Linked DNA regions of Homo sapiens: regions 1, 2, 4 and 5 are each linked to region 3. Evidence: chromatin contacts called from ENCODE Hi-C or POLR2A ChIA-PET data. All regions are on one chromosome and are shown on one strand. Each heading gives the region's core, a stretch centred on a gene start or an enhancer-like site at or near the end of the contact. The rest is flanking DNA. Distances are from core to core; before and after follow the strand shown.

Region 1 (2,700 bases), core at 127-2,626, 610 kb after region 3:
AAAGGACAGAACGAAGCCGAAGACGGAGCCGGTCAAGTTACTGCCTCTCCCTGTGTTGTTGGGCAGGTAACTACAGACGCGAGGTCAGATCTCACTCTCCATTGCCCTCATCTTGCGGACGCATCATCGGCGACCCCAGCCCCCCACCCCCCGCCCCTCCTTTTCTCTTCCCACCGTGGGCTCAGAAACAGGACCGGAGCCTTCCTTACCCCGCAGCCCGCTTTCCCCCTTTAAATACGGAGGCCTCAAAACCATCTCTGGAGAAAGGCATCGACCTGTCCCCCCAGGCGCGACCTCGACCTTGCCGAGCCACGCTCCGAAGCCCACCGAGGCCTGTCCCGGCTACTTCTTGGTTTACAACTGAAATGGACCAAAAAGACAGCGGGCATCCTTCTGGATCATCTGATTCTGCAGGGGTCTGCGACTTTCGCCGTCTTCGAGATATTTTACGGTCCTGGAGTTGCAGAAAACGTCGAGCAACGCGAGCGACTCTCGACCAGCGTCGCGTCCGTCAAATGCAATCGATCATCGCCAGTGGAGAGTGACCGGATATGAGAGCCCTGCCCGACTCCAACATGGCCGCCCAGCCCACGACCGAGGCCTGGGCAGCCGCTGCCAGGAGCCAAGATGGCTGCGACGAGCGCTGACGTCACGCGGGCGGCCACCGTGCGCGGCTGACCCTTTCCTGCCGGGACCCGGAAATTATCTCCCAAGGCGGAAGTAAACGGCGCGCGACGGTCGGTTGAAAAGTTGGCCGGGGCGGGCGAAGGCTGCGAGCGGGGCCGTCCGGGTGGTCTGGGCGACTGCCCCGAGGGCCCGCCACGCCCTGGGGCCAGCCCTGACCGTCTTACCTCAGTTTCCCCACCTGTAAGAGGGATCCGCTGGCGGGTCCCTTTGCCATCCCCCTTCTCTAAATGCAGGGACAGAAGACGGCCGCTGGCGGGACGGCCACAGGGGCCCAGGCCCGGCGCCTGCACGCGGGGCTCGCGCCCGGGTGTTTGGCCATATCGGGAGGCGGCAGGAGGCGGCGGCGAGGGGCCCTGGCGAGGGCACAGGCGGGTCAGGGAGCAGCGCTGGCTGAGGCCCGGCGGCCAGAGGGAGCGGGAGGGAAGGTGCGGGGCCTGGGCTGCTGCCTCCTGGGCACGTCTAGCTTTCGAGGGTCACACCGCGGGGAGAGGTGACATTTTGAAAAGGTAATGGGGGCCACGATCCCTCCAGAGGCTATAGGGAGGACCCTTCCTGCCTCTTTGAGCTCCTGGGGGCTCTGGGAGCTCCAGGCGTCCTTAAGAGGCTTGTGGCCGCGTGGCTCCAAACTTGTTTTTGTTTTGTTTTGTTTTGTTTTGTTTTTTGAGACGGAGTCTCGCTCTGTCACCCAAGCTGGAGTGTAGCGGCGCGATCACGGCTCACTGCAAGCTCCGCCTCCCGGGTTCTCGCCATTCTCCTGCCTCAGCCTCCCGAGTACCTGGGACTAGAGGCGCCCGCCACCACACCTGGCTAATTTTTTTGTATATTTTTTTTAGTAGAGACAGGGTTTCACCGTGTTGGCCAGGATGGTCTCAACCTCCTGACCTCGTGATCCGCCTGCCTCCGCCTCCCAAAGTGCTGAGATTGCAGGCGTGAGCCACCGCCCCCGGCCCAAACATTTTTTTTTTTTTTTTTTTTTTTTTTTTGAGATGGAGTCTCCCTCTGTTGCCCAGGCTGGAGTGCAATGGCATGATCTCGGCTCACTGCAACCTCCACCTCCTGGGTTCAAGTGATTCTCCTGCCTCAGCCTCCCGAGTAACTGGGACTACAGGCGCGCAGGCCACCACCCCTGGCTAATTTTTGTATTTTTAGTAGAGACAGGTTTCCACCATGTTGGCCAGGTGGTCTGCCCACTTTGGCCTCCCAAAGTGCTGGGATTACATATGTGAGCCACCATGCCCGGCCTCAACTTTTTTTGAGACAGAGTCTCACTCTGTTGCCCAGGCTGGAGTGCAGTGACATTATCTCAGCTCACTGCAGCTTCCACCTCCCAGGCTCAAGCAATCCTCCCACCTCAGCCTCTCCAATAGCTGGGACCACAGGTGCGCACCACCACACCCAGCTAATTTTTGTATTTTTTTGTAGAGACAGGGTCTCACTTTGTTGTCCAGGCTGGTCTCCAACTCCTGAGCTCAAGGGATCCTCCCGCCTTGGCCTCCATAAGTGCTGGGATTACAGGTGTAAGCCGCTACTTCCTGTCGTCTACTCTCTGTATTTTGCAAATAAAACGTTTGCAGGTCATGTCAAACATCAAGTGATTGATCTGTGGGGACGCAGGCGCCTTCCTCAGAGCCCCTCCCTCCCCTGCTTCTGCCCCAGCCAGCCTTGTGCATCTGCAGATACCGAGGCTGCTCAGGGGCGCTCTGCTGTCCACTGAGTGCGAGGAGTCTCAGGCGCTGCAGGGACCCGGGTGCTGCCACACGGGTGGACAGCCCATGGTGGCCGGTTGGAGGCCTCTAGCACAGACCCTGCACACCTGGAGGCTTCTGCTGGCAAAGCCCTGGGACCTAAGACCAGATGCCCAGGGCTATGGCCCACTTGGGATGACACACAGGGTCCCCAGATGTGTGCATCTACCCCAGTGACCCCCTTTTTGGGATGCTTGTGTCTGTTCTGGGGCTGCTCTGGGCCCCAGGGGTTGGGGGTGGGCGGTGTCCCCTTGTGAGAAGGGGCCCG
Region 2 (2,700 bases), core at 27-2,526, 630 kb before region 3:
AGTCTCAAAAAAAAAATAAAATAAAGAACCTACTTCTCCCAGGAACTCACATCTTATCATGTAACACCTGGACATATCCTTACCTGTGAAGATGATGATACTCAGGCCTCATCTATAAGATGGGCTTTCTTTCATCAACATCTGAATAGTAACTCAAGTGTGCCTGAACCAGGTCACCAAGATCCTGACTTTCGAAGTCTCCTGAGGAAGGACATGTCGGCCTCCAAGTACTGGAGACAGCATTCCTGTGTAGACAGTTGCCAGCAACCCGTCTCCCACAGAACCTGGTGCAAGACCAAACCCAGCCTTCTCTGCATTTCCCTCTAGCCTAGCAAAGACACAGGTAGCTCACTCACTCTCAGTATTTCCGCGGTGATGATAAACTCCGTCTGTTTACCCTCTGCAGACCTGGGATTTGGCCTCGGTGTTCCCAGTCCCAACAGAATCTTAAACTTCTCCTTCAAGCCTGAATCTTTGCTTGTTGGTTTGGCCATGGTGGACCAGGACGCACCAGAAAACCCCTCTGTGCAAACGAAACAGGAATGGGGACATCTGAGCAACACCTCTGCCCACCTTCCCCACTGCGGACCTCCAGCCGTCAGGACCCTGGGTCTCTGGTGGGCATAACCTTTCCTCCCACACTCCCTGGGAGAACTCAACTACAGCCCAGCTGACCAGCTCGCAAACAGGCACCTAGGAAAGCCCGGGAGACACCAGGCCTGGTCTAGAGAGCTCTCTACTCAGACGCTGCCGCCCGCCCCGCCCGACTCAGTGCACGGGTTAGGACTGCCGCCGCGAAGTCCTGGGAGCCCCGACGTTTGCCGTCTCTCCTCTACCCATGTGAAGCAGGAGCTGTCACGGAGCCGCCTGCAGCAGAGACCCGTTCGCACCCGCCATGACTTAAAACTAAGGGATGCTCGGAGCTCCGGAGTCGGGTTGCAGTGGGCGCGGGTGAGGGCCCGGGACCCGGACACTGCGGGGTCCGCCTCTCTAGGCCGCTGCCCCGTGGGGACCGCCACTTGCCCCGTGGGGACCGCCACTTACCCCGCGCCGCGCCACCGCGCTCCGGGCCGCCCCGACGCGGAGAAAGGCGCACCCCCCTGGCCCCGGGACGCCGCCGGAAGCGCGACCCGCACTTCCGGTAGCGGCATTGCGCGGAGGGCCGCCTTGGGAGCTTGCTGGGAGTTGTAGTTCTGTGCCGCCCTCTGGCGGAAAGGCCGGCGATCCTTGCATCACGTGACGGGGCCGCATGGGCCGCCGGGATGTGTAGTCCGCAGGAGTCCGGCATGACCGCCTTGAGCGCGAGGATGCTGACCCGGAGCCGGAGCCTGGGACCCGGGGCTGGGCCGCGGGGGTGTAGGGAGGAGCCCGGGCCTCTCCGGAGAAGAGAGGCTGCAGCAGGTAGCGCCGCGCCGTGGCTGGAGCGTGGGAGGAGGCGGGATAGGGGCTGCAGGCTGGAGTCCCGGGCCGCCTCCTGCGGCTCCCAGCTGCGCGGGCAGGGGCTGCAAACCCGGCAGCCGCGAACGGTTCCCACGTGCGGCCCTGCGTTCCCACCTTGCGCCTTTTTCCCAAAGATTGCGGTCCGCAGGGGCTGGGTTTCGGGCGCTCCGCTCCGCTGCCCCCTTTCGCCCCAAGCAAGAAAACGCTTCCTTTCCCACCACTCTGTCCGGGACTCTCCACTCCAGGCTCTGTGGGTCCCATCCCCGCCCTCCTGCAGTGAACTTGCTGTCCTCGGAGAGGCTGGGTGCCAAGGACACACGCAGCCAGAAGCCTGCTCCCCCAGCTCGGGGGAGGGTGCCTCTGAGGGAAAACAGGAAAGGGCATGGCACTTATTATATTTATCCTGCAGCCGTTGAGGACCTGCTGGGGGCCAAGCACTGCAGTGAGCAGTGAGGGACACGGACAGGGCCTCTGCGCTAGTCCCGCTGGGACTTCTGCAGAATTGGCCAGAGCTGGATTCCCATAGGCACCCAGGGACCCCAGGGGTAGTCCAGACTATGTCAGGAGGAACTGGTGCAGCTGGGAGCAGGCAGGTGGTGATGCCAGCCAGGGTGGCAGGAGCTTTGATGCCAGGATAGAGTTTGGAGTTTATTATGACAGTAAACGGAAGTCAATTAGGAGGTTTTGTTGTTTGTTTTGAGATCGGGTCTTGCTCTGTCACCCAGGCTGTAGTGGAGTGTTGTGATCTCAGCTCACTGCAACCTCCGCCCCCCAGGTTCAAGCAGTTCTCCTGCCTCAGCCTCCCAAGTAGCTGAGACTATAGGCCCCTGCCACCACACCCGGCTAACTTTTGTATTTTTAGTAGAGATGGGGTTTTGCCATATTGGCCAGGCTGGTCTTGAACTCCTGACCTCAAGTGATCCACCCACCTCGGCCTCCCAAAGTGCTGGGATTACAGGCTTGATCCACCGCGCCCGGCCGGCCAGGATTTTTTAAAAGGGAGTGACACAACCTGATGTGGGTGTTAGCAGACTGTCTCTGGTGCAGTATAGAAGATGTATTGGGGGCACCTTGGTACAGGCTGTTGCTAGAGTCCTCATGAGCTAACATGGACCTTGTCAGGGTCGCTGGCATAAGGAGGGCCCACATACCCCAGACTGCAGAGGGCAGAGCACCCCAAGTGTATTAGATGATGGACAGTTGTGGCATGAACGAGTGAGGGGTGAGCTAGCAGGCGGGATGGCACCCCTACCCTACCTT
Region 3 (2,700 bases), core at 104-2,603:
TCCACCTCCAGGGTACAAGCGATTCTTCTCCTTCAGCTTCCCAAGTAGCTGGAACTACAAGCGAGCGCCACCACCCCAGGCTACTTTTTGTATTTTTAGTAGAGACAGGGTTTCACCATACTGGCCAGGCTGGTCTCAAACTCCTGACCTCGTGATCCACCCGACTTGGCCTCCCAAAGTGCTGGGATTACAGGCGTGAGCCACCACACCCGGCCTGATCTTAGATTTTACAATAGTGATGTTATCCCCAGGAGCAATTTGGGGAGGTTCAGACTCTTTTTTTTTTTCAGACTGAGCCTCGCTCTGTCGCCCAGGCTGGAGTACAGTGGCTCCATCTCGGCTCACTGCAACCTCTGCCTCCCAGGTTCAAGCGATTCTCCTGCCTCAGCCTCCCGAGTAGCTGGGACTACAGGCGCCCGCCACCACGCCCGGCTAATTTTTTGTATTTTTAGTAGAGACAGGGTTTCATCGTATTAGCCAGGATGGTCTCGATCTCCTGACCTCATGATCTGCCCGCCTCGGCCTCCCAAAGTGCTGGGATTACAGGCGTGAGCCACGGCGCCCGGCCAATTTCTAATTTTGCAGCTGATTTATTAGTCCTGCAAAGGCAGACTGGTCTTCAGGCAAGACGGGGGTTTTTTCTGGAAAGGGCTGTTGACTTTGATTCAGAGTGAAACCATGAACTGAAATCCTTCCCAAAGTTAGCTCTGCCCACGCCCAGGAATGAACCAGGACAGCTTAAGGGTGGGAAGCACGACGGAGCCCCTTAGGTCTCATCTCTTCCACTGTCATTTCCTCAGTGATAATTTTTGCAAAGGCGGTTTCAGAGGCCGCAGTGACGTGAGATCGCGCCACTGCACTCCAGCCTGGGCGACAGAGAGAGTCCCTGTCTCACGAAAAGAACTAAACGGAAAAAAAAAAAAAAAAAAAATAGGGCGGTGCCACGGCCTTCGGGGAAGCCGGCAGAGAGGTGCGGGCGCCCAGCCCAGGGCAGGCGGGCAGGGCTGAGGGCGCGGATCCCCAACCAGGCCCCGCGCACCTTCATGACGGTTCAGAACTGCTCCGAGGCAAACTCAGACAACTCTCTGAGGACAACGTCCGCCCCCGCGGCGCCCGCCTCTCTTCGGGGCCAGGGACCGGGGTGTCGGTCCTATTCGAAAGGGACGGAGAACTACATTTCCCGGCATGCCATCGCGCACTCCGGGCCTGCGACGGAAAGAGCTCTTCGCAGCCGAACGTCATTTCCGCTGCGCTACTGGGACCACGTTCTGTAGTCGTGAGCGGAGGCCTGGTATGGCGCCCGGTTTCCGGTTTCCGGCGACGGAAGTGACGCTATCACGGCGCGCCAAGGCGTCAGTCGAGGAGTCAAGGCAGCAATGAATCGTGTCTTGTGTGCCCCGGCGGCCGGGTGAGCTCCTCAAGGTCTCGGAGGGCCGAGGGCAGACACCGGCGGGCGGGCGGAGCGCTTACTGCTCTCTCTCTTCCAGGGCCGTCCGGGCGCTGAGGCTCATAGGCTGGGCTTCCCGAAGCCTTCATCCGTTGCCCGGTTCCCGGGATCGGGCCCACCCTGCCGCCGAGGAAGAGGACGACCCTGACCGCCCCATTGAGTTTTCCTCCAGCAAAGCCAACCCTCACCGCTGGTCGGTGGGCCATACCATGGGAAAGGGACATCAGCGGCCCTGGTGGAAGGTGCTGCCCCTCAGCTGCTTCCTCGTGGCGCTGATCATCTGGTGCTACCTGAGGGAGGAGAGCGAGGCGGACCAGTGGTTGAGACAGGTGTGGGGAGAGGTGCCAGAGCCCAGTGATCGTTCTGAGGAGCCTGAGACTCCAGCTGCCTACAGAGCGAGAACTTGACGGGGTGCCCGCTGGGGCTGGCAGGAAGGGAGCCGACAGCCGCCCTTCGGATTTGATGTCACGTTTGCCCGTGACTGTCCTGGCTATGCGTGCGTCCTCAGCACTGAAGGACTTGGCTGGTGGATGGGGCACTTGGCTATGCTGATTCGCGTGAAGGCGGAGCAGAATCTCAGCAGATCGGAAACTGCTCCTCGCCTGGCTCTTGATGTCCAAGGATTCCATCGGCAAGACTTCTCAGATCCTTGGGGAAGGTTTCAGTTGCACTGTATGCTGTTGGATTTGCCAAGTCTTTGTATAACATAATCATGTTTCCAAAGCACTTCTGGTGACACTTGTCATCCAGTGTTAGTTTGCAGGTAATTTGCTTTCTGAGATAGAATATCTGGCAGAAGTGTGAAACTGTATTGCATGCTGCGGCCTGTGCAAGGAACACTTCCACATGTGAGTTTTACACAACAACAAATGAAAATAAATTTTAATTTTATAATATGGGATTAGATGATTCCCTTTTTTTGCATCTAGTTTTTAAAAAGGGGGTATTTGGGCAGCTATTGTTTTTTATTTTAATCTCTTCTTGTTTACCAGAGCACGTAAGTTAGTTGCACCAGCAGCTATTTTTAAAAGTTTCCTTTTCCGGTCGGGCGCGGTGGCTGACGCCTGTAATCCCAGCACTTTGGGAGGCTGAGGCGGGCGGATCACGAGGTCAGGAGATCGAGACCATCCTGGCCAACACGGTGAAACCCTGTGTCTACTAAAAAATACAAAAAATTAGCCGGGCGTGGTGGCGGGCCCCTGGAGTCCCAGCTACTCCGGAGGCTGAGGCAGGAGAATGGCGTGAACCCTGGA
Region 4 (2,700 bases), core at 78-2,577, 520 kb before region 3:
TCGCCCAGGCTGCTGGAGTGCCGGGGAGCAGAGTTTTTAAGGATAACTTGGCGGGTGGGGAGAGCCAGTGAGCCAGGAGAGCCGATTGGTCAGGGAGGAAATCACAGGGAGTCAGCTGTCTTCTTGCGCTGAGTCAGCTCCTGGGTGGTGGCCACAAGATCAGATGAGCCAGTTTATCAATCTGGTTGGTGCCAGCAGATCCATCAAGTTGCAGGGTCGGCAAAATATCTCAAGCACTGATCTTAGGGGCAGCTTAGGGAGGGTCAGAATCTTGTAGCCTCCAGATGCACGACTCCTAAACCATAATTCCCAATATTGTGGCTAATGTTAGTCCTAAAAATGCAATCTAGTCCCCAGGCAAGGAGGTGGTCTGCTTTGGGAAAGGGCTGTTACTGTCTTTGTTTTAAACTATAAACTGGCTGGGCGCGGTGGCTCACGCCTGTAATCCCAGCACTTTGGGAGGCCAAGATGGGCGGATCACCTGAGGTCGGGAGTTCAAGACCAGCCTGGCCAACATCGAGAAACCTCGTCTCTATTAAAAATACAAAATTAGCTGGGCGTGGTGGCGCATGATTGTAATCCCATCTACTCGGGAGGCTGAGGCAGGAGAATTGCTTGAACCAGCGAGTTGGAGGTTGCAGTGAGCTGAGATCGCGCTACTGCACTCCAGCCTGGAAACAGAGTAAGACTCCGTCTCAAAAGAAAGAAAGAAAGAAAGAAAAAAACAAAAAACTATAAACTGAGTTTCTCCCAAAGTTATTTCAACCTACCAGCAGGGATGAATAAGGACAGCTTGGAGGTTAGAAGCAAGATAGAGTCGGCTGAGTTAGATCTCTTTCACTGTTTCAGTCATCATTTTGCAAAGGCGGTTTCACCTGGGCGCGGAAAGGCTGCATGACCTCCGGCAGCTCCGGGCTTAGTACCAGGGACTGGACTGGGGGGACACGACCCTACGGATTCGCGCCGTCGCCCACCTGGCCAGGCCCCATGTGCGCCCCTAGCCACCAGGGCGCGAGGGGCGGCAGGGGCGGGGCCTTGGGGAAGCGGCCTAGGGGTGGTCCCTGGGAGTTTCCATGGGCGGGGCCTGCTGGGGAGATGCGATTGGACTGGCACCGGGGGGCGGGGCCTTGGGGAAGTGGCCCAGGAGTGGTCCCAAGGAGTCAACGTGGGCGGGGCCAGCTGGGAAGATCGTATTGGACCAGCCCTGAGGAGGGGCGGGGCCTCCCGGAGGCGGAAGCCGGGATTCGCCCTCCGGGGAGCGATTGGTCCTCGGGAGGGGCGGGGAGGTGGACGCGGGTACCGGCGGTCGTCGGGTCGGCAGCCTTTGGTCAGTTGGCAGCGGCAAGCGCGCTGCGGTTCCGGTGGCGCCATGTCGTTCTGCAGCTTCTTCGGGGGCGAGGTTTTCCAGAATCACTTTGAACCTGGTTGGTCCTGCGGCCTCTCGCTGGGAGGGCAGCGCGGCGGGGGGCGCGCATTAGCGGGGGCGCCGCCGTCGTCCGGGGGTGATGTCTCTCCCAAGCCGGGAATGGGGGCGAATGTGGCTGCCGGGGAGAAGCGAACAGGGGTCAAAAGGACTGCGGAGGAGTGGGGAGCCTGGGGGCGAGGAGAGTGGGGTACCCGAGGAGAGGGGGCCTTGGGGCTCACCGTCCTGGAGGGGGCAGGCCTCGAGTGTGAACGTGCCGTTTCGGGGGTGGGTCTAAGGGATCGGGATACGTGGGGGTGGTACCCCTTCCCTACCCCCTACACTCCAAAGTGATGGCGCTGGGGGAATTCGGGTTAGGGTCGGGGCTTCGGAGAGGCCAGGTTCTTGTCCAGGGCCAGCTCCTGTGGCCGGGGCGCCCCTTCGCGGGTCATCCCGCAGGTGTTACCCTGGCCCTTCCCATTCCCCCGAGTCCGGGATCTCTGGGAGGAGTCTGGCAAGCATAGAATGTCCCCTTCAGATCCTAATGTGCCGGCCCAGGTGCCTCCCCACCTGCCCAGGGACTCCAAATTGGGGAACCAGGAGTGCCACCAGGCACCTGCCAACAGCCCGTGAAGTTTGACCAGGCAGGCAGGATGGGGTGGTTTGGGGCATGGCCAGCCCTCCACACTGGCCCTGATGAATCCCTTCTGGGCTGGGCTCGCCTGGTAGTGGACTAATTTGGTAAAAACACATCCACAGGCAAGTCTGAGTGCACTGGTCTCCTTGGGCGGATCTGCTGGGTGGCACCCCTGTAGCGGGTTGGGCTGTGACACAGGACCATCCCGGCAAAGCCTCCCCCAGCAAGACTCTCTGGCTTTAGATCCCAGTTGTCCTCAGGCTGCTCTGCCAAGCCAGAAACTCCACTTCCACAGCAGCTGCTGGCTTCTCTTTGCTTTTTTCTCCAGTTCCTGGAAAAGGCTGGGTAGTTTACAGTCTCCAGGGGAGGCTGTCCCCAGGTGATGGGTGAGAGGTGACTCAGCACCCCTGGAGGTTCCTGTTTTCAGTCCTTAAAACAGTTCTGCAAGTCAGTTTTGCAACTTTCCCACCCCCTCCACTCCAAAGGGATCCTTTGTGGGTAGGCTGAAATCTGTTGTCCCCAGCCCTCTTTCTTCCTGGGCTCCTGTGTGGCCTGGAGGCCTTTTCTCTGGGACTGTTCTCTTCCTGCCTGGAGAGCAGAGCAGTGCCTGGGTATCCAGCTTAGGGCCTCGTTGGGCAGCAGGGAGGACCACTTGAGAAAG
Region 5 (2,700 bases), core at 201-2,700, 630 kb after region 3:
GCCAGTGAGGGGTGGGAGACTGGACAGGGGTGCCAAAGGAATGAAGCCATCCAGATGGGTCAGCTGCAAAGGGAAATTGGGGGCAGCTTTAGGAGAAAGGAGGAAAGGGCAAAAGCAGGAGGGGAAGCAAGGAGGCCCTCTCCACCCGAGGCCATACAAACAGGCTGGACAGCAACCTGCTGTGGGGAGGCTGTGTCCTCTAAGTCTACGCCCCATGACGCAGCCTCCCCCTCTGCACCCCTGGGGCTCTGCACAGGACCCGCTTTAAGCAAATGGCAGGGGTGAGGGGCTCCAAGGACCCTTTCCTGAGCAGCACTGGCCCACCCACCGTGCAGGAAGGCCACAGCCACGCACCTGCACCCCCGGGGCCATGGGGTCAGCACGCAGCACCAGATAAGCCCGGACGCCCTCCGTGGATGTCACGTGGACGTAGTCCTCCAAGATGGGGGGCCGCCTCAGGACGGGATTGCGGGCAGCTGGTGAGGCCCGTGTGAGACCCACGTCGGCAGCAGCTTCTGAGACTCTGGAGAGAGACCGGGGCTCAGTGGCAGAAACTCAAGCGTGGGGTCACCCTTGGATATGGGTGTCCGAGACTGCTCTCAGCCATGGAACCCTCCCCACCCCCCAGGCCTCATCCAGGGCACGGGATGGGCTCCATCTGAGTCCCACTGGACAGATGGGATGGGACGCCCATGTCCAAGCCACACACCCGTGGCCCCAAAGCTCTGCGAGGTCCTCAGGGCTCGGCGGCGGGGTGATGTCCGTCGGCGAGGAGTCGGGAGGGGGCGGCTCCTCCATCTCCTCCGATCTGAAGTTCAGCCTCTTGACCACCTGCAGCCTAGGCCGTTTGATCCTGGGGGCTGGGGGAGACACATGCAGGGAACCAGAGGCCTCCTCAGCCTCGCGCCCACTCCGGAGGCCCTGGGGCAATGCCGCCAACCTACCGTGGGGCAGGGACCCGGCCGGCTGCAGGTCGGCGTCCACCTGCCTCTTCCTGGCGCCGCCCTGGCTGCTGCCCACAGATGCGGCTGGGGCGGGACTGGAGGCCGCGTCCCCTCTGGCAAGGGCCTCCTCGAACGTCCGCGGGGGTCGGCCCGCGGTGAACAGGGGGACCCCGGAGGGCGACGGAGTCGACGCCCCTGCTGGGAGAGGAGATTGTCAGCGGCCGCCCCGAGACAGCAGATCCCGCCAGCGGCGACGTGGAGGCCCCTTCGGCCCCCGGCACGCCCTCCCCGAGGTCGCCACTGTCCCGGCTTTCGCAGCTCCTCCCCAACGGCCGGGGGCCGCGCCCCACCTTCCAGCTCTGCCAGCACCTCCAGCTCGGCCGCGAACTGGTTGTGGAAATCATCCTCGACGCCGCACAGCTCCTGCTCGTAGTCCTCCATACCGTCCGCGAGCCCGAGCTCCCGCTCCGAACCTCCCGCGCCGCCGCCGCCGTCGCGCACTGCCCGCCCCGAGCGTGCCGGGCGCCGCCAATCAGCAGCCGGCGTGCCCGGCGGCGCGCGCCATTGGTTGGCGTGGCGGAGGCGGGGCTGCGCGAGGGGTGGGCGGGGCGAGTTCCTGCTCCGCAGCCCCCGCGTCCTGTCCTGGGGAGCTCGCCATTGGCCGCCGCAGCCGCCCTTCCGCGGCGGGGGCGGGCCGGGGGCGGGCCGGGGGGGGGGGCGGGGCTGCGCGCGCAGCGGTGCAGGGCGGAAGCGCTGCCAGGCGTCCGGAGCGGAGCTTCCAGGGTCTCTGGGTCGCCAGCGCGCGGGCGCGCGGCTGGAGCCGGCGCCGGGCACGGCATCGGGGGCCTGGACTGCACGGCCCGGCAGCAGGTTGGTCTTGGCGTGGGCGTGGGCGCGGGAGGGGCTCGGAGCCAGGGTCGGCCTGCCCACCGGGCCTGTGCGGGGCGCGGGTCTGCGCGGACTGCGGGGAGCGAGGAGGCCCCAGCCCTAACCCGCGCTGCGGGCAGACCTGGCTGCCGGGCCTGGTAGTGCTGCAGCCCCTCCCCGCCCCCACCGTCGGGCAGAGGCATTCACGTGCATCCCCTGGAGGGGAGGGTCTGTGGGGAGGATCTGTGGGGCAGGTTTGGAACGGGCTCTTTCTCCAGGCTTAGGTCAGGCAGGGCCCTTCAGGTCAGCCCGGAGCAGGCTGACTCCTTGACTCCCCAGCTGACGCCCTGGGGACTGATCTCGGGGACTGAGGATGCAGGTGCACAGTAGGGCTGCGGACCCGGCTCGGTGGCTTCGCACCGGAGCCCGGGTGGGGCGGTGCGGGTACCTCTGTATGCTGGGCTGGGGGCGCACCACGTGCTCACAGCACACGCACCCACGCGTGGCTCGGCAGGCCGGCCATGGAGCCAGGCAGCGTGGAGAACCTGTCCATCGTGTACCGGAGCCGCGACTTCCTGGTGGTCAACAAGCACTGGGACGTTCGCATTGACAGCAAGGCGTGGCGGGAGACTCTGACCCTGCAGAAGCAGCTGCGGTACCGCTTTCCCGAGCTGGCCGACCCTGACACCTGCTACGGGTTCAGGTAGGGGGGGCGGCCGGAGCCCCACGGTGGCGTCTGTGGAGGAAAGTGGCTCAGACTCTGGACTCTGTCCCACTCCAGGTTCTGCCACCAGCTGGATTTCTCCACCAGCGGGGCGCTGTGCGTGGCCCTAAACAAGGCAGCCGCCGGCAGCGCGTACAGGTGCTTCAAGGAGCGGCGCGTGACCAA

The links. A loop is a pair of places that touch in the nucleus more often than their neighbours do. ChIA-PET counts read pairs that join two places held with the same protein, here RNA polymerase II (POLR2A). Pooled maps may share reads with other maps.
Region 1: a loop to region 3 is called in a map with no recorded cell type, with 19 times the contacts of the local background. The contact joins the enhancer-like site here to the promoter of UQCC4 in region 3. A Hi-C loop is called at or near these places in 6 of 37 single-sample maps with no recorded cell type and 6 of 50 pooled maps. POLR2A ChIA-PET finds 5 or more read pairs at or near these places in 2 of 52 experiments (activated CD4-positive, alpha-beta T cell and endothelial cell of umbilical vein).
Region 2: a loop to region 3 is called in a map of CD4-positive, alpha-beta T cell, with 6 times the contacts of the local background. The contact joins the promoter of NTHL1 here to the promoter of UQCC4 in region 3. A Hi-C loop is called at or near these places in 1 of 168 maps with a recorded cell type or tissue (CD4-positive, alpha-beta T cell), 2 of 37 single-sample maps with no recorded cell type and 11 of 50 pooled maps. POLR2A ChIA-PET finds 5 or more read pairs at or near these places in 1 of 52 experiments (MCF 10A).
Region 4: a loop to region 3 is called in a map of CD8-positive, alpha-beta T cell, with 2.9 times the contacts of the local background. The contact joins the promoter of MSRB1 here to the promoter of UQCC4 in region 3. A Hi-C loop is called at or near these places in 2 of 168 maps with a recorded cell type or tissue (CD8-positive, alpha-beta T cell and naive thymus-derived CD4-positive, alpha-beta T cell), 7 of 37 single-sample maps with no recorded cell type and 11 of 50 pooled maps.
Region 5: a loop to region 3 is called in a pooled map, with 10 times the contacts of the local background. The contact joins the promoter of CHTF18 here to the promoter of UQCC4 in region 3. A Hi-C loop is called at or near these places in 2 of 37 single-sample maps with no recorded cell type and 5 of 50 pooled maps. POLR2A ChIA-PET finds 5 or more read pairs at or near these places in 3 of 52 experiments (WTC11, endothelial cell of umbilical vein and naive thymus-derived CD8-positive, alpha-beta T cell).

Annotation. Positions count from the first base shown.
Region 1 is chr16:805,812-808,511 of GRCh38, reverse strand. No RefSeq gene overlaps it. Among named protein-coding and RNA genes, the nearest start is that of GNG13, 6.4 kb to the right of the region's middle. RefSeq lists an enhancer at 445-674 and a silencer at 755-964. Within about 2 kb of position 1,376, at least 33 of the 41 ENCODE cell types and tissues checked have a DNase peak (open chromatin) inside an H3K27ac peak, as active enhancers do; they include endothelial cell of umbilical vein, where a contact is called at or near this core.
Region 2 is chr16:2,046,410-2,049,109 of GRCh38, reverse strand. NTHL1 (nth like DNA glycosylase 1) reads left to right here and starts at 1,276. Exons shown (of 6, transcript NM_002528.7): 1 at 1,276-1,401. The coding sequence starts at 1,287. TSC2 (TSC complex subunit 2) reads right to left here and starts at 1,125. Exons shown (of 42, transcript NM_000548.5): 1 at 1,045-1,125; 2 at 357-523. The coding sequence starts at 494. RefSeq lists a silencer at 862-1,091 and enhancers at 1,182-1,271, 1,722-1,781, 1,373-1,872.
Region 3 is chr16:1,419,400-1,422,099 of GRCh38, reverse strand. UQCC4 (ubiquinol-cytochrome c reductase complex assembly factor 4) reads left to right here and starts at 1,353. Exons shown (of 2, transcript NM_001272051.2): 1 at 1,353-1,408; 2 at 1,488-2,348. The coding sequence starts at 1,377. The coding sequence ends at 1,854. RefSeq lists enhancers at 661-1,063, 353-1,206, 1,180-1,339, 1,590-1,639, 1,650-1,719 and 1 more.
Region 4 is chr16:1,941,826-1,944,525 of GRCh38, reverse strand. MSRB1 (methionine sulfoxide reductase B1) reads left to right here and starts at 1,327. Exons shown (of 4, transcript NM_016332.4): 1 at 1,327-1,424. The coding sequence starts at 1,370. It overlaps RPL3L (ribosomal protein L3 like), which reads left to right. Exons shown (of 10, transcript NM_005061.3): 10 at 1-552. It overlaps LOC124903625 (a long non-coding RNA gene), which reads right to left and starts at 1,732. Exons shown (of 2, transcript XR_007064940.1): 1 at 1,645-1,732; 2 at 1-1,541. RefSeq lists a silencer at 854-1,353 and an enhancer at 2,538-2,700.
Region 5 is chr16:787,370-790,069 of GRCh38, reverse strand. It overlaps CHTF18 (chromosome transmission fidelity factor 18), which reads right to left and starts at 1,450. Exons shown (of 22, transcript NM_022092.3): 1 at 1,295-1,450; 2 at 945-1,139; 3 at 710-860; 4 at 355-523. The coding sequence starts at 1,385. RPUSD1 (RNA pseudouridine synthase domain containing 1) reads left to right here and starts at 1,689. Exons shown (of 6, transcript NM_058192.3): 1 at 1,689-1,814; 2 at 2,326-2,514; 3 at 2,593-2,700. The coding sequence starts at 2,333. RefSeq lists silencers at 1,157-1,216, 1,397-1,856, 1,877-1,966 and an enhancer at 2,416-2,700.